Regions from separate parts of the Homo sapiens genome. Here region 1 is linked to region 2. Evidence: chromatin loops called from intact Hi-C (ENCODE). Cell type or tissue: GM12878. All regions are shown on one strand.

Region 1 (8,000 bases), 79 kb before region 2:
TATCATAGATCACAGTTCCATGATCCTGGTTTTATCCCCTTTCGTCATCGATAATCCAGCATTGATGTCTCCATAAAAGGGGAAAAGAAGGGAGATCACGATCAGCTGCTGCCAACAGTCCGGAGGCCGGTCCACTAACATGAATGTCAAAATGTGCAGCCTTGAGGCAGCTTTCATATTCCCTTTTAAGTTTAAGGACTCCCAAACTCCCTACCCATTGAAGGATAAACAAATAGTTTACACAAATATGCTTTCAACCCTTCATTGATCTCTGAATATATCGCCACCTCCCAAAGCAAACAATTTGCAAAGGCATTAGCTAGAGGGACTCTTTGGCTTTGTTTTGTTTTGTTTTCAGGAAATGCCTTTGAGTCAATATTTAGTCAACCTATTTTTTTCTTTGTATTTTCTACATTTATGATGCTGAAAGATGAGAATCTTTCCTAGGGCTGTAATGACTTTCATAAGCATATTTATTTTCTGAGAAGAAACAACTCTTGTTACATGACCTTCAGTTTAGGAAATGGAAGACTGCTATTTGTTACCCTGGAGGGTATGGCTTTGTGTGTTCTTCCTGTACTCGCAGTTGGACAGGTCTTAGGGAAGACCCGCTTATGGAAAGTGTTAATGATTCAATAGTGAGCGTAGTAAACACACAAACACAAACAATAGTTGACTCTTAAAATAAACAAATATAAATAAGCACACTAGTGTTTTAATATGTATGGGTATCTTTTTCAGTAGAGCTTCTGTGAAAAGCTTCTATTCTTATCCCAGTGACAATGCCATTACAGAAAACCAAGTAAAAAAGTATCTAAACTTAAGTGCTCTATGTCTGAAGCCATGCTCAGAGGAAAAAAAAATCTAATTCAAAAACGATTCATTCTCAGTATCTTTTTATACACAGATCATTCCCCTCTGATAACATCTCTTTTATTCTCTCCTACTTCTCTCTTGCAGTTTAATTCCATCCCTGCCTCCTTTCCTGCTTTTCTTTTTTTTTTTTTTTTTTTTTTTTTTTGAGACGGAGTCTCGCTCTGTCACCCAGGCCGGACTGCGGACTGCAGTGGCGCAATCTCGGCTCACTGCAAGCTCCGCTTCCCGGGTTCACGCCATTCTCCTGCCTCAGCCTCCCGAGTAGCTGGGACTACAGGCGCCCGCCACCGCGCCCGGCTAATTTTTTGTATTTTTAGTAGAGACGGGGTTTCACCTTGTTAGCCAGGATGGTCTCGATCTCCTGACCTCATGATCCACCCGCCTCGGCCTCCCAAAGTGCTGGGATTACAGGCGTGAGCCACCGCGCCCGGCCTCCTGCTTTTCTTCCTTAATCTCCTTCTCCCCAATTCTTTCCCTTGTTTTCTTCCTTTTAACCTTTCCTTCTTTTTGGTTGTCCCAACACAGCTTGAATTCAAGGTAGGTGTTTCTAGGGGCTGAAGCCCCCTGAGAACAGAACTGGTGGAAGATCTGTTTGGGGCTTGAGATTAGATTGAATTAGTGAGAGAACAAACAAGGCACAAAGCGATTGCTTTAAACTCATTTTCCACCTGCCTGCTGTAATGACATTAGGTTGATGGCATGGCCTCCTTGCCTGAGCATTGTAAATACAAGTGTTGAACACAGAACTCCTGGAAACCAAGGACACTGTCATCTATTGAAGTGAATACATCTGCATTCATTTTCATCCCCCTTCTTGGCACCACAGATAGTCACAGCATCCATCCTCTTTGATGTCTGAAGTTCTGCCAAAAAGTCTCTTTCAACTTGATAGCATTGGTCTTGCATACGAGGCAAAACAAAAGCTACTGTTTAGGGGACACACGGCACATCTTGCTTCAGAGACCTCCTTCCTTCGTGTGTGGCAGCCTCACTGGTGTGGTTCTTTGGCAACAGGATTCAGTGTCTCTAGCACACTTTTGCTTTGCTGTCTTCTTCAGAAAATTATTTACCTGGTCATCCTGACCAGCAGAGGTTTTGAGGGTAAATGAAGCTTCAGCCAGAGCTGTGCCTTGTCAGAAAAAAAAAAGTGTGTCTGTGGTGTAAAGAGGATACTGAGCTGAAGAGGAGAGCTGGGAAGCCCCTAACTTCAGTTTCTTTGAAGCGCTGCTCCCCAGACATGAGGTGAGAATCTTTCAGGCTCCCTGTGTCTTCCTAGTCACTAGCAAAGAAGAACACAACAGCTTTCTAGATGATGCCATATGCATTACAATGGCAGGATTTTAAAGTCCCTTCAAGAATAGTATACAGAAACATCAAAATCAAGGTGTTCAAAATTTAATCTATTAGCATTCTTTACTCAGGGGAATCCTCTTCCAATTTGTGTGTATGTGTGTGTGTGTGTGTGTGTGTGTGTGTGTGTGTGTGTGTGTTTGCATGTGTGTAGGATGGGAGATGGAGAAGGCTTGCTTTTTCCTTTAATATGTTTCCATGGCAAATGTTTTATTGGGTTGGTGGCTTCTATTCAACCAACTTGTAGGTTATAACCATTTGGCAGGCTTTTGTTTTCTTTGTTTAATTATTACCTTTTTTTTTTTTTTTTCTGGGAGATGGAGTCTTGCTCTGTTGCCCAGGCTGGAGTGCAGTGGTGTGATCTCAGTTTACTGCGACCTCCACGTCCTGGGTTTAAGCTCCTCCCCTGCCCCAGCCTCTCAAGTAACTGTAATTACAGGTGTGAGCCACAATGCCTGGCTAATTTTTTTGTGTTTTTTTTAATAGAGTAGATTTTTGTATTTTTCACCACGTTGGCCAGGCTGGTCTAGAACTCCTGACCTCAAGTGATCCACCCGCCTTGGCCTCCCAAAGTGCTAGAATTACAGGCATGGGCCACGGTGCCCAACCGAACAATTACCTATTTTCTTATATCAGGCTGCACATGTTTACTTGGAACAATTGGTGATTTTTAGGGCAAAGAAAATTCCATCAGACTTGTGGGATACTACCCCTCCCCCATAGCTTTTCTTTCCTTTTTAAAAAAATTAAACTAAATTAAATATTTTGTCTCCTTTTATGTCTTCTCACACCTTCAATCTTCCCCTGCTCCACATACAGCTAAATAATTTAGCCCCAGAAGTTCCCAAAGTCATATCTTTGGGCAGCTCAGATGCTTGTGATTACTTTTCTGTAGTTCTGAGCTGTGTTGTTTCAGAGGTGAGCCCAATAATCATTCTTTTGCCTTTTTTCCCCATTTTTGGGTCCATTTAGTATCTGGTATATTTTGTTGTCCTAATTTCTTGATAAAAGTATTAATTCTATTTCATTCAGCAATAACTTTGCATACAAGGATATTTTTGCATGAATCCTCTCACACGCATTTCATTTTCTTAGATCCAAAACTTCATTTGGTTAATCTTCAAGCTTCAAGTTGGGGACAGCAGAGGACATAGTGGTTTGCTTTCATGCAAAGTTCAGTCTGGGAAAGACAGTTGCTACATGCTGTTCTACAAATCATGTGTCAGAACAGGAATGGAGTCCAGGCACCAGCAGAGATACTCACCCTTCCCCGAGCACAATATGCCATCTGCTGATTCACACAGATTCTTGCTTTGTTCTTCCGTCATGTTACACTTCCGCGGATGTTGGCAGAGCTTTCCAAACCATCCTCTCTCACAAACACAGCGACCACAGGAACATGTGCCGTGGCCTGTGAAGCAACCACAGGAAAGGAGTGAGAGGATGAGGAAATAACCAGCTGAAGCAGAGAGTTTTAAGAAAGAAATGTGTAAACCATAGGATCTCATTTCCCATCCAACACATTCTTCTTTATGCATAGTCAATTTGGCATGTAATTGTTTGAAAGAACTTACAACAGAGTTCTAGCTTAACATAATAAATTTGAATGTAGCATAGGAGATGACTTGAGAGAAAGAAATCTTGCAATAATTTTAAATGGAATTATACCACCTTTCTTGATAGAAAATACTTCTTCATTTGCATTTTTATCAGTATGGAGTCTTAGCGCTATTCTTCATTGCACACACCATGCCATCCAGACCAATTTGCAAGGCTAGTCACATTACCACTGGTGGCAGTATTTATTGATTGTTCTCCTATTGCTTACTAATAAAACAAAAGGGTAACTTTCATACAAATGGCATTTGGTACTATATTAGTTTATCTGTATACCTCTCTGCTTACAAATAACAACAGATACAAGTGGAAGTAATGGTGTCTCTCTATTATTGCATAAAAATTAACATTAGCTTGGATTCATGTTTGGCACATTTTTTTTGGTTTGGTTCCTGACATTGGTTCCTGGTTTTTCAGATGTTTATCTTTTGGTATATATGTAACATTGTATTTGTGACAGCTATATACCAGGATGTACACCTGTTTATTGCCTGCCACCAACACACCATTAGATTGCATGATATTCCATTTCAATTTCTTCCATTTCAGTTTCCGCTCGACCCTTTATTCCTTTTCCTGATATGTGCATTACCTTACAGCAGGGTCTCTCTGAATCAACTATTTGCCTAGCGAAGAGTTACTGAGTATCTGTTATCAACAGAGCATTTTGCTATGCACTAGGGGATACAAAATCAAGCACCATGGACAAAGTGGTCCCTGCTCTTCTCCCAGGGACAGATACGCTCATCATTCACACTGATTAGCCTCTCTGAAGCTGTTGACACCGTTCTCTCCTGACCATTTGCTCTGGCAGGACCCTCAGGAGTGAACCTTGCTCCATCTGCTCCCCCTCCATTCAGCTCTCCACAGGGAGGATGAGTAACCAATGCTTAATGGTTTGCAATTAATTATTATAATTATTTTTTCTTTTTTTTTTAGGAGTGATAGGAATTTCTTTAATTTCTACAGAAATCCCTCTAACAGTTTAGTGGAGAATGAAATAGATGGCTGTGAGAATTGAGAGCATGAACGTGTGCAGACTGGTGGAGAAGCCCAAGTTTTGGCATGAGAAATACAGTGAAAAATGCAGTAGAGTAAATGGAGTGAAGGACACTTGCGAGAATGCGGATCGGTAGGACGTGGTAAGTAACTGTGGTGAAAAGGTTTTTGATCACTGAGAGGTAAGCAGAAGTCTCCTGGAGAGGGTTTCTTGGAAAACTATTTTTTTTTGTTGTTGTTGTTTTTTTTTTTTTTTTTGCTTTTTAAATTAAATAAGAGAGATTTTCCCTGGGTTATACCACATCCCTACCTCACAGGCCATGCAACAAGTGCCTCCTAACAGCCAGAGAAGGTCTGGGAGAGCGGTTTTTTAATCCAGCATATGTTGCTCCCCTGGAGAAAATTGGGATCCTGAAAGAAAGACAGGATACTAGGAATGTCTGACATTCTTTTAAAAAATATTCTGGGAAAAACATCGGATACGAATGGGGGACTACTAAATCTGCAAGAAAAATGTCGCTGCCATACCTTTAACATGCACTCAATCAGCAAGTGCTCTGGCACTTTCTAAGGCTAATGACTGTTCTTGTCACACAGGTTAGCAAAAAAGGAAAAAAGTAAATAAATAAACAAATAAATGAGGTAATTGTGGTCTTTTTCACCTAGCTTGATTTACATGCAAAGTAAAAACAAACAAAGAAACAAACAAAAAACCCAAAAACTGAAACCATTAAAGTTTAAAAGTAGCATGCATGTAAACATGTGACCGATAATTGGCTCAGCCAGATCGGAACTGACTCTAGTTCCTCTGATTCCAATGTCTACACTCTTCCCAATGTGTTGCTTTGCTTCTATATTTCACTTTAGAAAGTGAGACACAGCAGGATTTCTTAATTCTTGTCTCTTTCAACCACCACATCATTTGAAGGTATATATTTGATATTCACAGGCACTTTCTCTCCTTGCAAGTCTCTTCTCTATTGGCATGCCACAAAATTCTCTTGGCCTCATTCAACACTCCTCCTTTGTCTCTATTTATTCTTCTACTTTTTTTTTTTTTTTTTTTACTGAATGAATAAGTGCAGGTATTCACCCAATGTTTATCTTTAATCATCTTTTTTAATCTCTCCATAATTTCTTTCTTGAAAAATCCATTAAATTTTGGGCTTTCAGATAACTGCCAAGACCACAGGGCTGTATCTCCAGCCCCTGATTTTCTCCTACATTCCCCTTTCATGATTCCACACTTTGTGTTCTATTAGCATCCCCACTTAATACCTCCAGAGCTACATAGGCAGGGTCCGACCCATAGACCCTGGTGGAACAACGGATGAACAAATGCACCCAGACACAGGTATCCAGTGAAAGAGTGGGCTAGGGGACCAGGCTGCTCACAGACACCAGACACCAAGGAGGGTGCTGTAAAGAGTCAGCAGCCGTGGCCCTGACAAGCTGGCACTGCAGGCATTTATTCAGTATAGATTTAATCACAAAGGCTCTGAGTCAACACACTTGTGGGCAATTTACATGGTCTCTCCCGTCCCCTCCCCTCCCCAGAGAGAGTAGTCCTGCACTCAGATGATCAAAGCCCAGGTTCCAAGGCCTATGTTAACTTACTTATTTAGATTAGTTTCACCAGATAAGAGAATCTGGCTGCCTTCAGCCAAATCCTTTTCCAAAGCTTTTGTAAAATCTTCCAGCCTTCCAAGAAGGTTTGCATCTTCTACAATTTTTCCCACCACCCTGACCGATCTCCTACATCCATATATGATTTTCTTTCCAAAAGCTGCTTGTCTTTCTCATTTCTTTTAATGTAACAGCTATCCTTTCAATCAACCAGTTCATGATGTTTTGAGTCTCATTTGAATTTCCCTTACTGCCCTCATCCAGCTTGTTGTCAAGTCTTGTTGAAACCACCTCCAACATTCCCACTTACATCACCATCACAACGTTGGAAAAAACTTCCTGTCATGTCTCTCCAATACTCTGGCTCGTAGATTCCTACAGCACAACTTGCCTTGATATTTAGTCCCGTATAACTTCCTAATACTCATGGCATAGAGTTTACCTACTCTAGCCTTTGTTATGTTTTAGCTTCTTGAAAAACAGAAGCTACATTTCCAATTGTATTCCTTCTCTTCTCCCTTTAACCAAACTGGCCCATTCATTGTTTCCTGCACATTTGTCATGCTTTTCTGACCTCATGTTTTTGCAGAGGTAGAAGTACCTTTCCCTTACTATACACATTCAGGTTCTGAGTAATTTTCAAAGCTCAGCAAAAAGCGACTACCCTTCTGTGAAGATTTACCTAATATCCCTAAGTGAGACTCATTGTCTCTCCTCTGAATTTCTGTAATACCTTATTTTTTTTTTTTTACCTCCTGTGGAACTTTTTTGACTTCCATCTCATGGTATATAGTTATGTGTCAAATGAATCCACTACTCTACTATGAATTTTCTGAGTATTACTTCTGTCAGCACTGTAGTCTTCAGAGTGCCTAACACAATGCCTGAGACACAGTGGATCTTCAAAAACTTGGAGGAGATTGAAATTGTCTTTTTCAAAACATCTTTCTCATTTTTACCCACAAATCAAACTGTAGAGTAGAGCCAAGTTAGAAAACTGGCACCCCTACGCCCCTATCTACTCAATGAATAATTGTTAAATTGAGTACATCTTTACTTCTCCATGAAAACCAAAGTCCACTTAAAGTCCAGATGTCCTTAAAGAGTTAAATAAAAAGTTGTCCATCTTTGAAGGCAGAGAATCTGTTGTACAAGAAACCAAAAATGAAGAGAAAGAGAGCTTCTAGTACCAGCTCAATTGGGCTATGAACTTCTCAAATGCTCATGTTTCTTACTGACCCTAGGTTGGTAAGAATTATCACAATTTGACACAACTGAAATCATTTAATCTGTATTGCATAGAAAAATATTCTGTCTTTTTTTTGTTTTCTGCCTTTTTTTTTCAAATTTAATTAGTACTATATGGAAAATGAAAATACATATTATGAAAATGTGTAGGATACAGCAAGAGTAATACTTGGAAAGAAATTTACAGCATGAATGCAATCAGAAGCAATGAAAAATATAAAATCAGTGATGTAATCTTTCACTTTAAAACACTAAAGAAGAGCAATATAAAACTAAATTGGTCA
Region 2 (8,000 bases):
TCATTTGTAAAGAAACTGCAATTAAATAGAAAATCAAATAAATTATCCTTAAGGTGAAGATGAATATTAGTGTATAATCATAGCAGTGAAAGAATTCCCCAAGATATTTACTAACTATAAGACGACATATTTTTAACCATTTGCGATCAAATATGATTTCATGAAACAGTAGCTCTGTAAGGTGTTTCATGGGGAGAAAAGTTCCAGGATCAATTAATTTCAGGAAATATTGGTTGGACAGAGTTAAAGACTTTTCTTACTGCAGGATATATCAGAGTCTTTAACTAACCAACAAGTGCTGAACATCTCCAAGAAGAGGACAGAGTGATCAACATATGTCTGATCAGTTGGAGCATAAGATAGAGCTACAGAACCAGCAAAGCGACAAGTCGAATTCAGAACACATGCTTCAAAATTATTTTAGCAGAAACACTAAAAGAAGTCTTTATCTTTACTGATTGCAGTAAAAGATATAGCTCCAATTAAACAATAACAAAAATGCCATACAGAGACAGAGAGGCAACTAAGATTACAAGGGAGCAGGTAAGAAAGAGATAACAACAAAGAAAATAAAAGTACACTTGTAAAATTAAATTTGCCATTGAAAACAATGCAGATCAGCACTTACCAGGGGAGATCTAACAATGATTTGGAATACAAACTGAAAAGTATTTCAAAAATGCATAGGAAATGAATAAGGGAAAATCACTGGAAGATGATGATAGATGTAGAACTATCCAATCTAGGAGTTATGGGTCTTCTCTAAGAAAAATCAAGTGCAACAGTACCAGATGTGACGTTGAAGAAACCATTGAAGTATACATTTTGTACCTAAAACCAGGTCTCAATGTGAAGTTAGAAACAACTTACCATGCTCTGTGGGTAGATCAATTAAGAGATTCACATCATGAAAGAATTTAAATATACAAGTGAGAAATACATGTAGACCACCTACAAAGGATCAGATTTCTTACAATTAAAACAGCAAAAATGGAGCATTTAGAGAGAAAGAAAATATTGTCATTCAAAATATTGAATGATTTGTCATTTATTTTATTTTCAAAATAAATATTGAATGACAATACTTATTTTAAATAACAAAGGTAAACTGTGTTCATGGTTAGGGCAATAGAAAAAGTAATCTTAGGTATTCAAGGTTTTAGAAAACAAATTGTCCAAATAAAATTCTTTCAAAATTTACTTTGAAATTTTAACAAAAAAATAAATAAGGCCAGGCGCGGTGGCTCAAGCTTGTAATCCCAGCACTTTGGGAGGCCAATGTGGGTGGATCACAAGGTCAGGAGTTCAAGACCAGCCTGGCCAACATGATGAAACCCCGTCTCTACTAAAAATACAAAAAATGAGCCGGGCGTGGTGGCAGGCACCTGTAATCCCAGCTACTCAGGAGGCTGAGGCAGGAGAATTGCTTGAACCTTGGATGCAGAGGTTGCAGTGAGCCGAGGTTGTGTCACTGCACTCCAGCCTGGGTGACAGAACAAGACTCTATTTCAAAAAATAAATGAATAAATAAATAAATGGGCTCAAAATATGGGAGAATTGGAAAATGGGGCTGTCTATATTACGTTAATCAATTCCTATAGTAGTCGGATTTAAGGACCACTATAAATACGGTTATACAACTCAATGGAAATATCAAAATTAATGATTAAAACAGAAGCACTATAAAATAGTTAAAATTTTATTTACCTAGTTATAAAAAGCAAAGTTTATACTAATAATTTCCAGTGAGTAAAGATGGGAGGAAAATTGAAAAAATGCTATATCTTTCATTTTAAATAGATGAAGAACAAATGACACCATTAAATTTGAGACCTTGATATAAAATGAATACTGACAATGTTTTTAAAATAATATAAGGTAACCATTAGGATAAATAAAAATATATATTTATTTTCAAAGGATTGGGCATTAAACTGTATGCAGTGTATTTTATAAAATAATTGAAAGAAGACACAAAATTAAAAATGGTATGAAGAAAGGATAAAATAAGTTGGCAGGAATAAAATCAAATATGTCAATTATGATAGTAAACTCAAATATTTTAATCCCTACTCTCTTACAGCAAAGATTTGTAGATTAGGTAAAAAATTAACAAAATCATAAATCAAAGTGTATGCTGCCCCAAAGTGACAAATCTGACTCAAAGGAATGAAGAAGAATAAAATGTAAAGGGTTGTCAAAGATTTATCAAGCATATAGAAAAACGGCATGGTAGCCTAAATTTCAGACTCAGCAGAATTTAACACAAAACAACTAAACAAAACAAAAAGGTCATATGATTTTCTTTTTCTATAATTTGAATGTTAAGGAATATGTGAAGTCATGAATTTTTGGTCAATATCACTCATTATCAATATATATGACATAAAAACTGTTAGAAACAGATGAGAAGTTGATTACTATTATGAGAAAGTCTAAGCAGTATTATATAACTCAGAACAAAATAATTAATAAGGATAATTTATTTAATATGTCAACTTTGCCTCTTACTCTAATCAACCTTCTCTAAACTATCCACAGAACATTTATGAAAAATAGAGATATCCATCATATACTAGATCATGTAAAAAGCATTGAAATATCAAGAGAGGGCTGGGTGTGGTGGCTCACGCCTGTAATCCCAGCACTTTGGGAGGCCAAGGTGGGTGGATCACGAGGTCAAGAGATCAAGACCATCCTGGACAACATGGTGAAACACAGTCTCTACTAAAAATACAAAAAAAAAAAAAATTAGCTGGGTATGGTGGTGCACGCCTGTAGTCCCAGCTACTCGGGAGGCTGAGGCAGGAGAATTGCTTGAACCCAGGAGGCAGAGGTTGCAGTGAGCTGAGATCATGCCACTGCACTCCAGCCTGGGTGACAGAGCGAGACTTTGTCTTAAAAAAAAAAAAAGAAAAAGAAAAAGAAAAGAAAAGAAATATCAAGAGAACAAAAAGATAAGTCATAGACAAGGAGAAAATATTTGCAAAAGACATATCTGATAAAGTTCTGTTACTTAAAATATACAAATAACTCCTAAAACTCAACAATAAGAGAAAAACAATTTAAAAATGGCCCAAAGATCTTAACAGATGCCTTATTAAAGAAAACATACAGATGGCAAACAAGTACATAAAAAGATGTTTCATATTATATATTGTCATCAGGCAAATGCAAATTAAAACGATGAAATACCACTATACGCTTGTTAGAATGGCTCAAATCCAGAACACTGAAAACACCCAACACTGGCAAGGATGTGGAGAAAACACAGACTTTCATTCATTGCTGGTGGGAATGCAAAATGCTACAGCCTCTTTGGAAGACAGTTCAGCAGTTTCTTACTGAACTAAACATACTATATGATCCAGCAATCACACTCCTTGTTATTTACCCAAAGGAACTGAAAACTTAATGTCCACATGAAAACCTGCAAACCAACGTTTACAGCAGCTACATTATAATTGCCGAAACTTGGAAGCAACCAAGACGTCCTTCAGTAGGTGAATGGTTAAATAAACAGTGGTACATTCAGACAAGGCAGTATTACTCAGCAATAAAAAGAAGTGAGCTCTCAAGCCATCAAAACACACTTAAAAAACTTAAGTGCATATTCGTAAGTGAAAGAAACCAATCTGAAAAGCCTACACACTGTATGACACTCTGGAAAATGCAAAACTATGGTGACAGTAAAAAGATCCGTGCTTGCCAGGGGTTGTAGGGAGAGAGGGGTGAACAGGTGGAGCACAGGGGATTTGTAGGGCAGTGAAACTACTCTATATGTTACTGTCATGGTGGGTACGTGTCATTATAAAATTTACCAAACACATAGAAAATACAATACCAAGAGTTAATCCTAAGGTAAATTATAATAATTACTTTGGGGGATAGTGCTGTGTAAATGTAGGTTCCTGACTTGTAACCAATAGACCTACTGTGGTGGGGTGGGGGATGATGACAGGGGAGGCCATGCATGGGTGAGGGCAGGGAGTATATGGGATCTCCCTGTACTTTCTGTTCAGTATTACTGTGAACTTAAAAGTGCACTAAAAAATAAAGTGTATTACAAAAAGCATTGAAATATCACATGTTTTCTACAAGCTATGGTCTGTGGTCATAATTCCAAAAAAACTTGTAAGAAATATAAAAAAAAATTACATGAAAGAGGAATCTTATAACTCAGACTACACTTTGAGAAGCAGTGAAAATGAAAGTAAAACATGAAACCTGTTACAGAAATGAGTGAAACAGAAAACCGCAAGTTTCAATCCTTATTTAATTCTCGTGTTTTATCTTTATTTGCAGACAAGATGAAGGAGTCTCCAAAAGGTTAAATGACCTACGCAAAGTCATACAGCCTATAAGTGTCTGAATCAGGATTTCACTCAGATCTTCTGCCTCCTAGTCCAGGGCTCTTTTTAAGATATACCAGTGTCTCCCTATTGAAGAAACACTAAGATTAAATTTGGAAAACATTTAATTAGCTAAACCCTTAACTCTAAAATGTTGTTTTCATATTTTAAGGTTTCTGAAATTAGGATCAATTTTAAAATGATTTCTTTATAAAAAAAGATGTACTCCTATTGTCTGAGAATTGGCACATTAACATCAATAAAAATATCTACTGATTAGATTTTCTCCACAACGAAATTATCTTTAATAATAATGTGTGCAGCTGGATTTTAATTTAAATTCAAATCCTTCATTTGTATTAAAAATAGCTTTAGAAAGCACTGAAAAAGGCCATCATATATGCAAAGGACTGTCACAAGCAAAGCAATGCAGATAAAGGTAGTAGAAACTGCCAGGTTTCCTGGAGTAGATGGTACTTTTTAGAGATAGATGAAAGATCTGTCTGATTCAGCAAAAGGGCTATCTCTCGGGGACTCACATCAATCAGTCCCAAGCTAACTTCTAAGGTAAGCTGCTTATTTCGGAGAAAATTGTTATTCACTTACAATGACATTTTTCTAAAATTAAAATGTCCACAAAACTCATTCTTTTCTGTGCCATTAAATTGTAGTGTAATTTTCAAAGTGCTTAATAGATCAAAGATGATGAGAAAGGCTATAAAAATCCATGGGTGGTAGTGATCTTCATTTTAAAATAGCAAAAGCATTCCAGAAAAGTTTGTAGACACTGTCTATGAAGACTACAAATCACCTGGGATCTCTTTAGAATGCAAATTCTGATTAACTGGGTCTGAAGTTGTATCTGAAATACAATTTGATGCTGATACCGTTAGTCTACAAACCACACTTTGAATAGCAAAGGTACAATGGTTAAGAGGCCCATCAACTCAATGAGTCGAAGTTCTACCATTTATTAGCCATGTGATCAGATCCAAGCCATTCCCTTAAGTTCTCCTTTCTCCCTGGGTAAAAGAGAAATCTACCGCATTTTAAAAATACATTATAGGGTTGATGAAAAATACATGTGCAGTCTTTAGAACAGTGTCTAACGCATCATTAAATGCTCAATAAAATTAGCCATTACTGGCCGGGTGCGGTGGCTCACGCCTGTAATCCCAGAACTTTGGGAGGCCGAGGTGGGTGGATCACCTGAGGTCAGGAGTTAAAGACAAGCCTGGCCAACGTGATGAAACCCCGTCTCTACTAAAAATACAAAAAATTAGCTGGGCATGATGGCAGGCTCCTGTATTCCCAGCTACTCAGGAGGCTAAAGCAGGAGAATCGCTTGAACCCAGGAGACAGAGGTTGCGGTGAGCCTAGATCGTGCAATTGTACTCCAGCCTGGGCAACAAGAGTGAAACTTCATCTCAAAAAAAAAAATTAGCCATTACTATTATTAGAAATAAAATACTGAGTGGGACCTGATGAGCCCTTGCAGTGCAGTGTAGTTACACAACTATCGAGCTACCACTGCAACCCTTAACCTACAGAAGAAGCAATATCATCCCTTGAATTCAAATTAAGTCTGTATATGATTTGTTCCTGGCCGGCTGAGTTTTCATTGGCAAAGCAAAGACATACGAAGGCTTAACTGGCAGGAATATAATGAATTTAGAATTTGAGCAGCTATATGGAGAATCCACCCATTTATAACTAAGAAGTTCCTCAACGGCTAAAGTCTGTGCCAAGAGTGTTTACTAAGTCAATCTGTACACAGCAGGGCTGCTGTCACTGGGCTTATTTCTGTCACTTTGTGACACCAGTGCTCCATCAGGCATGATGATTAAATCTACAACCTTTCATCTGGTAAAACAGGAAAGGTAATTTCAAGAGTTGCAATTGCATCACTGAATGTCTCTTGCTTTAAAAAATAAATATGCTGTCTTTGCCTCTGCATTTATCTACCGGCAGGGAACCATTATATACTGACAATGTTCTGTTTCAGAAGCATTATCTCTGAATAATTACCTGTTCCTTGTCTCCATGGAAAGCTGTACCGCAAAACCTCTTTTAATTTGGTATATGGCAGAATTCACAGATTGTATTTTATTACTATAAAAAAATACCTTTCTCCACCCCCTACGAAAATGAAGGTAAATGTTAGCCACGTCATGAATGATGCTGCAGTTTGGAACATTGCAGCCCCCTGATGGGGAGGTTCTCCTTCACCTTCCGGAAGCACTCATCAACAAAGGGAATCTGTGGGTGGCTCCAGCTGGTTGCAGGGACCAGAATTTGAAGGGAGAGGAAATCCCTGATGCTGGGCCTTCCTGCCTGATTCTCCAAATGGTGACAGGGATAAAATGCAGAGGGGTAGTGAGCGCTGTGTCAGGACTCGGCAAAGAGAAAGCACAGATGTTCACTGAGCTCTTCTCCCTTTCATTTTATTCTACCTCTGTTTTTCTTTTGGTCTCAATTCATGAGCAACCCCAGGTCAATCTGTATCCTGAGTCCTCACCTCCCTTCCATGGACAATTACTTCATTTCCTTTGGAATTACAGACTATTTTAAAATGCTTTCAGGTGAACACTTCAAGGCTCAGAGCAGGGAAAATAAAAGGAAGTGTAGTTATTGGGGCATAAAACATAAATGTTTATCTGGAGAGGAGTGGTTTGGAGGGAGCTGTGATTCAGGAAGTAACGGTGTTTGCTTTCGCTAAAGCAATAGTTTTCACATTTGCACAAGAACAGAAAGAAACCGGCAGAAACATTTCATTCCAAATGAAAGTATTAACAGATCCATGCTAAATAAAACATATGTAAGTGAATTTGCCCAGAGAAAGCAGTAGGTAGGGTAGGTAAAGCTCAACAAGCCCAGATTTCTTCTCACTCTCCAAAGCAACCTAGTAAACATCTAAGCATATCTCCAGGAATCCTGGTGGCTTTAGGTCATCCTGTACAAATCACTAAGCCACATGAATATAAGAGATTGTATACATTGTAAACTGGGTGGGGGGAGATGTTTAGCCAGTCTAATGGAATGCTTACAAAATTTGTTCTTTTAGCTGTTTTAAGCAATAGGGTTTTTAAAAATGGGATTTAAAACAGGGCCAGAAGGCCAAAAACAGGCCCAGAAGGCCAGAAGGTATACCCAAAAAAACTTTCATTCCTTTAAAATATTCTACAGTCAGACTACTTACCACACTGCCCTGATGATCTCACCTAATGTGAAGGAGAAAGGTCATTTGTTAATTGTCCACTTTTAAATCATGAGTCTCCCTTTAAATTTGTGCTCTGCGAAGGTTAAGTGTGATTACAACAGATTTCTTTACATCTTTGAACTACAGTGACTCACGGTGAACCCACTGCCTGTCCTCAGATGAAAGTCAACAGGAGATTTGAGTTATATAATTTTATAGAATCATCTTACCAGGAATCTGTATGGGAGCCATACATGAAGGAACAACTGTATTTATCAGCCTTTTATAAAAATAATGACATAATGCTTCTCCATGTGTAATGAGAAGTGTATGTATCTCATAACAAAATGACAATTGTATGTTAGATAATTGGGTAGGAATAAGAAACTAATTTCAGTACACAAAGATATGAAACTTGATTTTATTTCACAAACATTTTTATGACTTTT

What was found. Peaks named below come from ENCODE experiments on the same cell type or tissue, not always from the same donor. Only the 100,000 strongest peaks of a DNase experiment are listed, where the experiment ranks them.
Region 1: a loop joins it to region 2, with 1.9 times the contacts of the local background. A loop is called at or near these places in 2 of 110 quality-filtered maps.

The regions. Positions count from the first base shown.
Region 1 is chr13:101,702,393-101,710,392 of GRCh38, reverse strand. ITGBL1 (integrin subunit beta like 1) reads right to left here. Exons shown (of 11, transcript NM_004791.3): 9 at 3,491-3,637. Among named protein-coding and RNA genes, the nearest start is that of FGF14, 210 kb to the left of the region's middle. RefSeq lists an enhancer at 1,920-2,444. In GM12878, no CTCF peak of the experiment used is centred here; a DNase peak (open chromatin) is centred at 3,481.
Region 2 is chr13:101,623,351-101,631,350 of GRCh38, reverse strand. All of the region lies in intron 7 of ITGBL1 (integrin subunit beta like 1), which reads right to left. Among named protein-coding and RNA genes, the nearest start is that of ITGBL1, 170 kb to the right of the region's middle. In GM12878, no CTCF peak of the experiment used is centred here; a DNase peak (open chromatin) is centred at 4,220; H3K4me3 peaks cover 825 bases; H3K27ac peaks cover 1,420 bases.